2 separate regions of the Mus musculus genome follow, and region 2 is linked to region 1. Evidence: chromatin contacts called from ENCODE Hi-C or POLR2A ChIA-PET data. All regions are on one chromosome and are shown on one strand. The core of a region is the stretch at or near the end of the contact, and the rest is flanking DNA. Distances in the headings are between cores, read along the strand shown.

Evidence for each region. A loop is a pair of places that touch in the nucleus more often than their neighbours do. ChIA-PET counts read pairs that join two places held with the same protein, here RNA polymerase II (POLR2A).
Region 2: a loop to region 1 is called in a map of regulatory T cell, with 1.9 times the contacts of the local background. The contact joins the promoter of Nfkbil1 here to the promoter of Msh5 in region 1. A Hi-C loop is called at or near these places in 1 of 37 maps with a recorded cell type or tissue (regulatory T cell). POLR2A ChIA-PET finds 5 or more read pairs at or near these places in 4 of 5 experiments (Patski and embryonic stem cell).

The regions. Positions count from the first base shown.
Region 1 is chr17:35,044,552-35,050,795 of GRCm38, reverse strand. Msh5 (mutS homolog 5) reads left to right here and starts at 4,051. Exons shown (of 25, transcript NM_001146215.2): 1 at 4,051-4,096; 2 at 4,409-4,565; 3 at 4,743-4,866; 4 at 5,422-5,502; 5 at 5,620-5,682. The coding sequence starts at 4,422. It overlaps Clic1 (chloride intracellular channel 1), which reads right to left and starts at 553. Exons shown (of 6, transcript NM_033444.2): 1 at 310-553. The coding sequence starts at 348. It overlaps Gm23421 (a small nuclear RNA gene), which reads right to left and starts at 1,578; the gene lies at 1,475-1,578.
Region 2 is chr17:35,231,940-35,238,183 of GRCm38, reverse strand. It overlaps Nfkbil1 (nuclear factor of kappa light polypeptide gene enhancer in B cells inhibitor like 1), which reads left to right and starts at 2,398. Exons shown (of 4, transcript NM_010909.5): 1 at 2,398-2,534; 2 at 2,953-3,232. The coding sequence starts at 2,478. It overlaps Atp6v1g2 (ATPase, H+ transporting, lysosomal V1 subunit G2), which reads right to left and starts at 1,588. Exons shown (of 3, transcript NM_023179.3): 1 at 1,339-1,588; 2 at 967-1,067; 3 at 1-559. The coding sequence starts at 1,420. The coding sequence ends at 386.

The sequences.
Region 1 (6,244 bases), core at 2,802-5,301:
TTCTCTTGTCTGGATCCCCCTGGATCCCGCACCGAACCCCATTCACTCTCTCATTCCTGAAACTTTACCTTTCTCCCCTTTAGGCTGCTGGAAACCTCTTCTATAAACTTCCCAGGGCGAGTCTAGCACTCCCATTACCGTCTCACAAGTCGTGTCTGCCCGCCCACCCTGCCCCCAGCAAAACAGCACCGGGGCTGGGAGTGGGGTCAACTAGGAAGGGGTTGGGGAGTTTGAGCTGGAGCCCAGGAGAGGGGAGGACTGACTTGCAGAAATCCTGAGAGTGGCCAAAGAAAGAGAAAGTGTTCTTACCTTCACGAACAGTTCGACCTGAGGTTGTTCTTCAGCCATGGTTGCGTCGGGGACCAGGAAGCAGCCGTCGCTGGGGGAACTGGGAGGGGCCGGGGCAAGGGAAGGCGGGTCTCACGGTCCGGGATTCTCTCCTCCAGACTCAGGGCTGTCCCTTCGGCGCAACCCAAGTCCGATCAGACCCTTTAGTTCGCTCCAACACGGCTTCCCCACAGGCCCAGTGCACCCCACACCCAGCTGCTCCACCTCGGTCCCTCCTGTTTAGCTCAGGGAGCAGCTGACTCACCGGCCGGCCCCGCCCTGGACCTGGGGAGGGGACATGAGGGGAGGGGACACGGGGATCGTGGGAGTGGGTCCGGGACTGAAGTCAGAGGTCTCGGGATCCCAGGGATAAGGTGTTAGAAGGGAAGTCCGGGGGCTTCCTCGATTCCCTGACCTCTCCTAAACACAGCAGCATTTTCGTGCCTCAGTTTCCTCGCTTCGTTAATGAGAAGGGTGGCCACTATCAAACAGGGAAGCTTGACACTAGCGAAGTGACCACGGAGGTGCAGAAAGGGAGTTTGAGGATGCAAGGGTTCTGCGTTTTGTTTTGTTTTGTTTTGTTTTCAGTTATCCAGTCAGTCTTCTGGTTTGCTGGGACTGTGCTCTGCGTGTGTGGAGGGGGATCGGGAAGGAGATAGTGAGCTGAGGACTACAGATTGGCAAAGGGCACTCCAAGACACAGGCCGCCAGAGGCCAGGAGGCCTGATGCAGGGGAAACAGGAAGCTGAGCCCAGGCTTCACGGCAGGGGGCGGTCCTCTGGAAGCCTGGCCAAGCTTAGACTTTCCCCAACCCGGGCCCCTTACCCTCCTCTCAATGGTGAATGTTGCCTTGGAGACTTATCCTGGTTCTAGGATAGCACTGGGCTCATCCTGGGGTGGGTGGGGTAGCGACTGGTTCTATCACGGGAAGAAAAAAAGGAAAGGTCAGACAGGTCAGTGTGAGCAGAGTCTTGGGGGACATCTAAGTAAATAAGACGGGGGGGGGGGTGTCACTTTCCCTGGGAGGCCTGATTCTGGAGGGTCTAACTTTAGTATAAAGATAGAACTTTACTACCTATTTTTTTTCACTTCAGTATCTTTTAATTACCCACCTATACAAATGATTTTAGATAAAGCACAGGCAAATAAAAATATGGAATGCCTTACAAATTTGCGTGACATCCTTCCGCAGGGGCCATGCTAATCTCTGTATCTTTCCAATTTTAGTGTGAGTGCTACTGAAGAGAGCTCTACTACTCGTGTGTGTGTGTGTGTGTGTGTGTGTGTGTGTGTGTGTTTGTGTATTTTGGTTTTTAGTGACAGGGTTTCTCTGTGTGGTTGAGGCTGTCCTGGAACTCACTCTGTAGACCAGGCTGGCCTCAAATTCAGAAATCCGACTACCTCTGCCTCCCAGGTGCTGGGATTACAGGCATGCGCCACCACTGCCCTGCCTACTACTTCTACCTTTTTTAAAAACAAAAACAAAACCAGGCATAGTGGTGCACACCTTTAATCCCAGCACTCAGGAGGCAGAGGCAGGCAGATTTCTGAGTTCGAGGCCAGCCTGGTCTACAAAGTAAGTTCCAGGACAGCCAGGGCTATACAGAGAAACCCTGTCTCGAAAAAACAAAAAACAAAAACAAAACAAAAAACAAAAAAACCTAAAATATGTCTGCCAATATCTAACCTCCACACTCTAAATTTCTCTACTATCGACTAGCTTTCTTTTCTTCTCAGTCTAACACACACACACACACACATATACAGACATATTTGAAGAAAATATTCTGGACTTGGAAAGACAGAGAGGAAAGACTGGGCTGGAAACTGAAAGAGGCAGGGAGGGCTGAGGTGAATTGATGCATGTTTGCTGGAACAGCAGTTAGTTAGTGGTTTCCTCTTGTGCTTCCTCTTCTGAGAGCTTTCTCCTCCCTGGGGCGCGGGGGGCGGGGGGGGGGGCTGGCTTATCTCTCTCCTCCCCAGGAAGGCAGAATATACTTGGTGTTTGGGCTTTTGAACTACAGCGTTGCAGACAGTTGTAGACTGACTCATGCGTGAGCCCCAGCTGAGTCCTAAGAATGTTCCCTCTATGCTGACCCTTGAGATCTGCACCAGAGCCTCTTCCCACTGATAAGAGAGATGGCTTCCATGAAGCCTTATTTCCCAGACACCTCCTTTTTTCCCTCTGGTCAGCAAGTGGCCAGCGGGCAATCTGCTCACAGTTAGATCGCTGGGAGAAACTTTAGATTCAAACAGGTTTGGCTGCCTCTCTTGGCTGTCTTTATGGCCGCAGCTGCTCTGATCATCACTATTGACTGTGGCTGCCTGAATTGCTACGCACACACAAATGCGTTATCTTGCCTTTATTTTCCAGGCTGCTCTGTCCTGGGATCACCCAGCAGTGCTCCTGGATTTGAAGCCAGGACTGCATTAAAAAAAAAAAAAATGTAGACTGCCATCTTATCTCTGAGCTCCCACTTCTTCTTTCTCCAGCTCTTCTTTTCTTCTGCTGCCTTCTCTTCCTGGGTCTGATCCCTTCCTCTTCTTGGTAAACCAGTCCCTAATCTCTTCATACCCCAGAATGGAAGGTGTGTCCCTCTCTGCCACTCCCCAGAGCTGTCACCAATAACCTCTTCCAGGTTTCCATAACTCCATTGCTCAATAATTTGCCAAGAGTAACCATTAACCCAGCCCTTAGACCTGCTCCCCTTTGGAGATGATTTTTCCAGTCGCTGATCAGCAGAGCCAGGTCACCTCATGCCATTTCTGAACCTCAGGCAGGATCTTAGTTTAGTGTAGCTAGGACAGTTTTTAAAAAATTATGTGGTGTGTGAGTGTGAGTGTGAGTGTGTGTGTACAAGCAGCACAGGTATGGAGGACAGAGGACAATCTGGGTACAAAATTGAAGGTACTTTTACCTGCTAAGCCAGCACTGAAGTTTTTGTTTGTTTGTTTATTGTTTTGTAAAGTATGGTTTTTTTTCTTTCCCTCAGAAACTCCTTCCTTCTCCTTCTTTCCCATCCAGATGGATCATCAGTCAGAGATACCCTGTGTCCTTAGGGGTGAGAGGACTGTAGTATGGTTGTATGTGTTCTAATTAGGTCTACTTTCAGAATTTAGTGTCTTTCAGATACTTATACTTCCTCTTCAGGGGTTCCAAAATAATCAAGCCCCGTGTTGCTCCTGTGGTTGGTGATCATCTCCTGCAATCAGGAAACAGGCAAAGTAGGTCTGAAACAGGAGTTAGTTCTTACTTCCACTTATTTATTTAAAACACTCATGTAGCGCTTACTTTGTTTGCTGGGCACTGTTCTGAGTTTTTTATAAATATTAACTTAGTGGGTACAAATATTAACGGAGTTGTTGCTGTTGGCACAGGTTGAATTAATGTTGCTTCTCTCCACTCTTCAGGAAGGAGGAAGACTGCCTCTGGCCCTTTAAGGTCGGCCTCCGGGCTCTGGCCTTCTCCACCGTGGCCCAGACCCTTTTTCCAGGCGGGGACCTTAGTTTAGGGCGGGCTCCGCCCAACATCAATCAAAGCTCTGCGACACGGCTGCTTAGCAACGGCAGAGGGCGGGAATTTTGAACACTCTAGCACCGCCCCCAATGCAAACGGACCAATCGACATCTAGCGTCCTCACCGCCTTCCCGTTGGATGGCTAAGCAGACCCTTTCAGCCACTAAGGGGGCGGGGCGAGCGCGCGCGGCCCACGCCTACAGGCTGCAGGCTTGCGGCGGTTGGTCAGGGAGGTGGATCGTCGCGGCTGAGGTGACGGAAAAGGCGGGAAAGTGCTGCGAATTGGCGGCTCCAGTGGGGTGGGGGTGGGGGAGGGGGTGGGGGTGGGTCAGGAGAGCGCGCTGCGGCTGTAAGGGCGTGGGTGGCGGGAGAGACTTGACGTGACAGCGCGCTCCGTCAGAGCTTCCAAAGCACGGCTTCGAGTGACAGGAATGAGGGTGGGACAGTAGCTCGGAGCTGCTCCCAACCTAAAGGGGCAGCCCCCGCGCCTGTCCCCTGAAAGCCCGCGCACCAGCCGCCTGCTGAATGCTGCTTTTGGACCTCCTTCCCCTCCCATGTCCTCAGAGTCGCCGAGCCCATGGCTTTCAGAGCGACCCCAGGCCGGACGCCGCCGGGACCCGGACCCAGATCCGGAATCCCCTCAGCCAGCTTCCCCAGCCCTCAGCCCCCAATGGCGGGGCCTGGAGGTATCGAGGAAGAGGACGAGGAGGAGCCCGCCGAGGTGTCCGCGGAGTTGGGAGGGCTGGGAGAGGCTGAGCCGACCCCGTTTCACGTTGACTAAACTCCCCATGAGTGCCTATCTCCGAGATTTGGTTAAATGATTAATAATAAGGGATGACCAATCCATGCCCTTCCGAGGGATTCAGATATCGATCCCCTTTCCTTCCTCGCGGGACAGATCCATCTGTGCGTGCTGTGGAGCTCGGGATACCTGGGCATTGCTTACTATGACACTAGTGACTCCACTATCCACTTCATGCCAGATGCCCCAGACCACGAGAGCCTAAAGCTTCTCCAGAGAGGTGCGACAGAGCCCTGCATTCCTCTCCTCTGGGGTGGGACGTGTGTTCACTCATACATCCTCATGTAGTTTATAGTCACCTGATTTAGGAATTACTTATTCAACACAACTTTATTAGGTACCTACTGTATGTGAAATGCTACAGATTTTGTCCCTGGCAAACCATGATTTTAGTGATAGTTTCCAGGACACTCTTGTTCCTTCCCACCGTGCCTTTACTAAGTCTCCTCCACTGCGCTCCCAGTGTGCAGACCATCCCTTACAGACATAAAATAACTTTAGTTTGGTTTTGGTTTTTTTTTGAGACAGGGTCTCACTATGTACTATGTGGCTCTGGTTTATCCTGAAACCTATTGTGTAGATCAGGCAGATTTTGATTTCATGGAGATTCCCCTGCCTCCCAAGGGCTGGGGTCAAAGGCATGTGTCACCATGCCTGGCTAAGATGATAAATTCTTGAGGAGAACAGACAGTGGCAGGAAGAGAGCCACCACTTTCCTCTTAGTCACAGTGGAGATATCCTTCGACTCATCAGGCACCTTCCTTCTCTCTTCAAGTTCTGGATGAAATCAACCCCCAGTCTGTTGTCACAAGTGCCAAACAGGATGAGGCTATGACTCGATTTCTAGGGAAGCTTGGTAAGGATTGCATAGAGAAGGGGAAATGGAAATAGACTACTAAATCTTTGGCTGGGAGGGAGCATGGGACAATGACAGGCCTGAACTGTACAAGACTGTGGCCTCTTGCCTCCACAGCCTCCGAGGAGCACAGAGAGCCAAAGGGACCTGAAATCATACTTCTGCCAAGCGTGGATTTTGGTAGCTCCTTCCTTTTATGTTACCAGCCCCCATCCCAGGGCCTCTGTCCTTTCTCTGAAAGGAGCTCCTATTATCAGAAACCTTGCCTCATGTACTCTTATCTGGAAGCTGCTTCCCACACCCCATCATGAGTCTCCCCGAGATCTCTCCTGCACCTTTACTATCTTTAGTACAACTTACTGAGAAACTATGGGGTTAGGTATGTGAGGAATGGGGGAGTGGAAGAAAATGGAGAGATGATACTCTTAAAAACAGTTTTGAACGTTGGAGCCAAAGTCCTTTGTTGCATTAAAAAGGAAACGGCACTGTTTCTGGGAACCATGGTCCATAAGGCACTCCCTACTTTGCAAACTTCCAGGTTTGCAAAAAGGACAGGAAATACAGGAAATGGGCAGTATTAGTATTAGTTCCATATATATCCACAATCCCTGCCATCTTGACCTTTTGCCTCCTGAGTCACTTGTCTCTCTCAGGTTGTGCTTATAGCCAGACATCTACATTACATAAAGAACCGAAAGAATGAGACTACATCTGTATGTTTTGATTCTTTCTTTAGCTTTCC
Region 2 (6,244 bases), core at 1,149-3,648, 190 kb before region 1:
GAACAGAGGTTCCCCTGCTCTGAAGTCAGGGTGCTTTCATAACTGTCACCAGGACATATATTTCACAGAGGGGTCCGGTGGGGATGACGTGGGCATTCATTAGTAAACTTCCAGTGGGTGTCATGGAACAGAGAGATTCGGGTTTGTCGGGTTTGAACAGGCTACTTGTAAGTCTCAGGGGGGAATATTGGATCCTGTCACATAGAAGCCTCCCCTCCAGCAACAGGTTATTATGTGAAGCGATTTGGTGGGTGGGGGGGATGATATTATGGATTGAACCCAAGGCTCTGCGCATGCGACACAAGTGGTTTTGAGTTGGGATATTTCTCTGTGGACGGAGCTGACAGAAGGAGTCACTCTAGGGATGTGTCCCTGAGCGATGGTTCTAGACAGTAACCCGATAGTTGGGGTGGACCTGGGGCCTGACTTCACAGACCATGCCGAGAAGCTGAGCCAGGACGCGCTCCCGATTCCTCTGCTGGGAACTCTGCATGCCCTGAACCTGCCGTCTTGTGGCCTGCTCCACTTCAGCAGACAGGTTCCCCTGAGAGCCCATGGCCTGGGGGATGGGGGCGGAGGAGAGAAAGAAAAAAGCAGACACAGAGAAAGGAGGGTCCCAGCATGTAGGAGGAAAGGTTCAGAGGAAGGCCTGGGAAGCCTTTTCGAAACTATTCCCACCCCACAAAAACATGTAGATACCAAGCAGGTGGGCACAATCCTTACTTCTGAGACTGACCATAAAACTGTCCCCACCATACAGACTGTGAAGGCTGCCCCACAAGTCTCATGTACCCTTTAAAACCCTCAGACCTTACAGATCCCGTCAAAGCTTTACCAATGTGTGGTCCTTGTCAGGGCCTCTTCAGCTCTCAGACACCCTAATTTCTTAGTCACCTGTATACACCTGGCAAGAGGCACCCACCGATTTGCACCTGGGTGGGGCCATCCCTGTCCCCCTCAACTCACCGCCTGCTGCTTGCTCTGAAACTCCTGTTCCCGCTCCCTGCGGTATTGCTCCACCTCCATTTGAGCCTCCTCCTTCGCCTGCTTCAGTCGCCGGGCCTTCCCTAGAGGCAGAAGGACAGTGAGTGTACACACACACACACACACAACCAGGTGCGTTAGTGGGATCAGTGCCCTCTAGAAAGTTATCCAGTTTCCTGTCAACCAACCAAATGCTAGACTGTAAAACCCACCCGTTTCTTCTACCCTAATAGCCTCAGTCCCCCATCTGTCCTCATTGTCCTTGGGCTTTTTTTTCCTAAGGACTCAAATGCCCGCTATCCCCTATTCCTAAATTCTCCTTCCATATTCCTAAGAGAGGAAAGGGGGGCTCACTCTTCCTGGCATCGGCCACCTTCTCCGCTGCCCGCTTCTCAGCCTGGAGGAGCTGCTGGATACCCTGGGTCTGACTGGCCATTTTTATCACTAGAGAGGATGCTGTTCCGAAGGCGACCGAGGTACCAGACGGCTCCCACCCTCCAGCGCCTACTCCTCCGGGCCCTTGATGCGGTCCTCCACTCCCACTGGGTCTTAGCGCTCCCGTTTTCACTCAGTCTCCTGCACCGGGTGGGTGTCTGTCATCCTCACACTGATGACTGGTCCTCCTCTCGAACCTCACTGAGGTAGTACCCGAAACGGCCGCCCGAGGGCAGCAGAGACCAGCCCTGTGCTGACTACTGCAGCAGGTGCAGGGCCTCTCCGTGTCACCAGGGTCCACAGAGATGGGTCTGGGGGAAGCGGAGGGCAGAGTGTTTGGGTGTGAGGAGATCTTGGTTGGTGGTCTCGAAGGAGACACAAAGGCGATGAGAATGGTGTGGGAAGGTAAGGATGCGCTTGGACACAGTACGCTGGGTTTCACTTACACTCCCAACTGTGTCTCCACGCCTCCCTCCGCCCTTACCCCCTCTTTTCAGCCTCCATCTTCTCTTCAGACTTTCCCCCCAAATCTGAACGTCTGCACACATCTCCCTGCTCTGTCCTACGTTTGCCTTGTTAGTGTCTAACCATGTGTTTTTCTTTTTTGATCTACCCATATACTTGGCCTCATTGTGGTTGTGTGGTGTGTGTGTGATTATGTGTGTGTGTGTGAGATTGTGTGTGTGTGTTTCGAGACAGGGATTCTCTCTGTAGTCCTGGCTGTCGCTGCAGCTCGCCCTATAGACCAGGCCTGCCTCTGCCTCTGCCTCCCTTCGAAAGCTCGCCTCTCATCTTCCGCTTGCAGGAGGACCCTATGTCGCAAATTGTCTTATTTCCCCTCCGGAGACCTAATCACAAGTCACCCAGTCCGAGCGTTCGGTACGATTTCCGGGATGGAACACACAGTTCATTTCCGCCCGAAACTTGCGCGTGTGCTTGCGCCATTTCCTGCATCCTGGCGCGCCTCCTCCCTCCCCACCTCCCTTCTCCGAGCGTCTTAAGCCCAGGCCTCCGGCCTCCGTCTCTGAGGGTCCTTGGGGGGGCGGGGAGCAGGTCTGATGAGTAACCCCTCCCCCCAGGCCCCAGAGGAAGAAGCCTCTACGTCTGTCTGTCGGGTACATTATATTCCATTTCTAGATCGCTCTTTGAATTTGTGACTTTTCTCCAGATTTGTGGCTAATGAAAATTGCCCCCATCTGGCCTTACTTGATTTTTGTTGTTGTTGTTGTTGTTTCCCTCCAAAGTTCAGAATTAACTTTTTTCTTGGGCTCTGGAACCTTAAAACAACTATGTATCATTTTCTCAAAAATTACATCAAAAATTAACTCTGTGATTCCCCCCTCCCCACCAGCCCCCAACTCCAACCCCATCCCCACCCTCCGCCCCAAACTTGCCATCTGCTAAGGGATGAGAGTTTAGAATAGGCCTTATCTCTTGCTGGAGATGCAAGGGGGAGGAAATAGGAGGTAAAGGGAGAAACGGGGAAGAGCGGAGCTGGGACCTCACCGCTGCCATTTCCCACTTCTTCCTCAGCCCCAGAGTTGTTCCATGGCCTCCGCTTCCCGCCGGCACCGCCGAGAGCGACGCTTCCGGCGGTACTTGTCTGCAGGACGGCTGGTGCGAGCCCAGGCTCTCCTCCAGCGACATCCCGGGCTTGATGTGGACGCTGGGCAGCCCCCGCCTCTCCACAGGGCCTGCGCCCGCCACGATGCCCCTGCCCTGTGCCTGCTGCTGCGTCTCGGCGCTGACCCTGCCCACCAGGACCGCCATGGCGACACGGCGCTGCACGCTGCTGCCCGCCAGGGCCCTGATGGTGAGTGGGTCCGTGGGAACTGGTCTTGAGAAGCTGGCCAGATCTGAACTGAAAGAATGCGTGGGAAATAAAGGCCTGGTGTGGTGGCGCAGGTCTTTTGACTCTGGGCAAGCAGAGGCAGGAGAATCTCTCTAAGTATGTAGCCTACACAGTGAGCTCCAAGACTACAGAGAGACCCTGTATCATACAACAAAATAGTTGGGAAATAAGTTAGTTCTTTGGTCCTTGGGAACTGTTGAAGATCCCTGGTTGGGATGTGGCCATATCTCTCTAGTAACAGAAAAGCTTATCCTAACATCGCCCAATCAACTAAGGGGTGTGTGCTAGCATGGTGTGATTGTTTGTTTGTTTGAAGATTTATTTATTTTATGTATATGAGTACACACTGTAGCAGTACGGATAGTTGTGAGTCTTCATCTGGTTGTTCGGAATTGAATTTTAGGGCAACCGCACTCTCTCCTGCCCATATTTATTATTATAAATAAGTACACTGTAGCTGACTTCAGACGTGCCAGAAGTGGGCGTCAGATCTCACGACAGATGGTTGTGAGCCACCATGTGGTTGCTGGGATTTGAACTCAGGACCTTCAGAAGGGCAGTCAGTGCTCTTACCCACTGAGCCATCTCACCAGCCCGATTGTTTTTGTTTTTGAGTCAGGGTCTTACCGAGTCTCTCAGGCTGGCCTCTGCATCCCAAGTGCTGAGGTTGTAGGCATGTGTCTCCCACACCCAGCCGCATAGCTCGCAACTCTTTCTTTACATTTCCTAGCTTTCAGCTCAGTGACTACTTTGTTTCTTTGATGGTTTTTTACCTTGCAGTTGACTGCTCAGGTCAGATCCCAGCTCCACTCACCCCACCCCCACCCCCTTAATTTTGCTTCTCTCCTTGCATAATCAAAACAATGGCAACCTTGTAATAATGCCACAAACACCTTACAAAGTATCCATGCTTTGTCACATGATCAGCTGGGCCGGCCAGAGGACTTGAAACTTTTACTTGGTGTTATGCCGGAGATCTGCTGCTGTGTGTTAGGGATGGACTCATGTCCCTTGACACATACCAGGCGCCAGACCAGTTTTCTTCATTCTCACCAAAATTCTGTAACAAAAATCCTACTTAAGCTGGTGGTGCGGTCTGGAGGCGGAGGCAGTCCGGGCTCTGCAAACTCAAGGCCAGTCTGCTCTACATCCAAGCTAGCCGGAGCCACGGTAGAGAGACGTCAACAAAACATCTCCAGTCAGCATCGGTAGTGGCTCCACAGTGCAGACAGCCTCTTTCTAGTTCATTTGTGTTACTTACTGGCAGATAGCCAGCCCAGAAACAGCCTCCCCGCCTAGAAAGACAGGAAGTTCACAACACACTCCTGTAATCCCAGCCCTCGGGAACACCTCAAGGCCAGTCTGGGCAGGGCCTAAGAGTCTCAAAAAGTGAAGGAAAAAAAAGCCATCAAGCAGATCTCACCTAACCTACATGGCGGCTATGGTGTGACTAGTTTTATCCCGCTGAGGTTAACACTCAGGGGTTTCCTACCAGAACCCTGCACTCTCCTGCCCCTGCTCCCCCAGCCTCTTGACCTAGCCCCAGATGGCATACTTCTAGATCAGTTTTGCCAAATCCCACAGTTCTGGAAACAGCGTAGGTGTTGCCTTTGCAGTGACAGCAGAAGCAATTCCCTGGAGAGCAGCTTCCAGACTAGAACTGGAGGAGAGGCCCGTCTGTTAAGAGACGGACGGCCTTCTGCCCACAGATCAACAACCCTGCTCACTCACTCATCTCCAGCTTGGCCTCTCCTTGATCAAAACCAAAACCAAACCCAAAATCCTCTAACACAAATAAGATGGGCCTGCGTAGTTGATTTTCTTTAAGCTTAAAGAGAGGAAGGCTGCAGCTGCCTGGCTGAGTTTATTATGGGATACCTGAAGAGAAGAAGTCCCCAGACTCCTGAATACGTCCTGTGGAATCTTTATATACCACCAGTAGGGCTGTTCCAAGCAGAGTAGCAAGCCGGAAGCAGCCTCACTTCCAGTTTGAGGTTTTAAGAGCAAAAAAAATGCAATTGTGGCGTATACAGAAAGGCAGCTCTGGACAGCTGCAGCAAGCAAGCTTTGCTTACAGAAGCAGAGAGGTAGCGGTTAGATGGTCAGGCAGTTAACCTTCAGCTCAGAGTCACACTGTACAGGAATTTATGGCTGGACCAGAGACCAGTTTACTCTAAGAGCTTATAGCCGTTCAGTTCACCCAAGGTTGTTATAGCACTTAAAGTATTCTTAGGTATGCTTTCAGGAGATGTGTACCTAGATAGAGTTCAGCAGCCGGCTACAGTTTAAGAGGCAGCTCCTGGGTGGTAGCAGTGTGGTGCCTAGGGTTGCCGCTTACGGATCCTGAGGCCTGCACCCTTACCTCGGGAGCTTGTTCGCCTCCGAAACGGAGGTTGTAATAACACATGAGCCACGGACTGGCTGCAGCTTTGCTACGTAATGATAAGTTCCGCGGTTCAGTTAACTTGGCTGAGGATCTCCTAATGGTGGAATAGGCACCGCCACTGTCGTATAGAATTCTGAGAAACATGTGAAACATTTAACACACCGTGGCGAAAGTGAGGCCTCCCTGGGGAGTTTCGGGAACTTGTCTGCATGTCACAGTTGAGAGGTTGCAATGGTCCAAAGAGGAAACCATCCCTCCACACTTCTCCCAACCCCTGGTCTTTCAGACCGTTTTCCCGGCACCTGCCAGTTCTGCCACGAGGTGGCGCTCTAATCCCAACTTCATCTCATTCAGCGGCTGCCCGCTGCTTTGAAGATAGTTGAATGAGATTGATCCATTGAGCAGATTGAGCGATTGAACCTGCAGGAGTCTCCCCTCCACTCTCCTGTTAGGTCAGAGGGCTGCCCTAGGACACTGAAATGACTGGGGAGCGGGGGGTACCACACACAGTAGGGGGCCAGAAGAGGCTCACATTTTAGGCTTTGTGTGTGTGTGTGTGTGTGTGTGTGTGTGTGTGTGTGAATGTC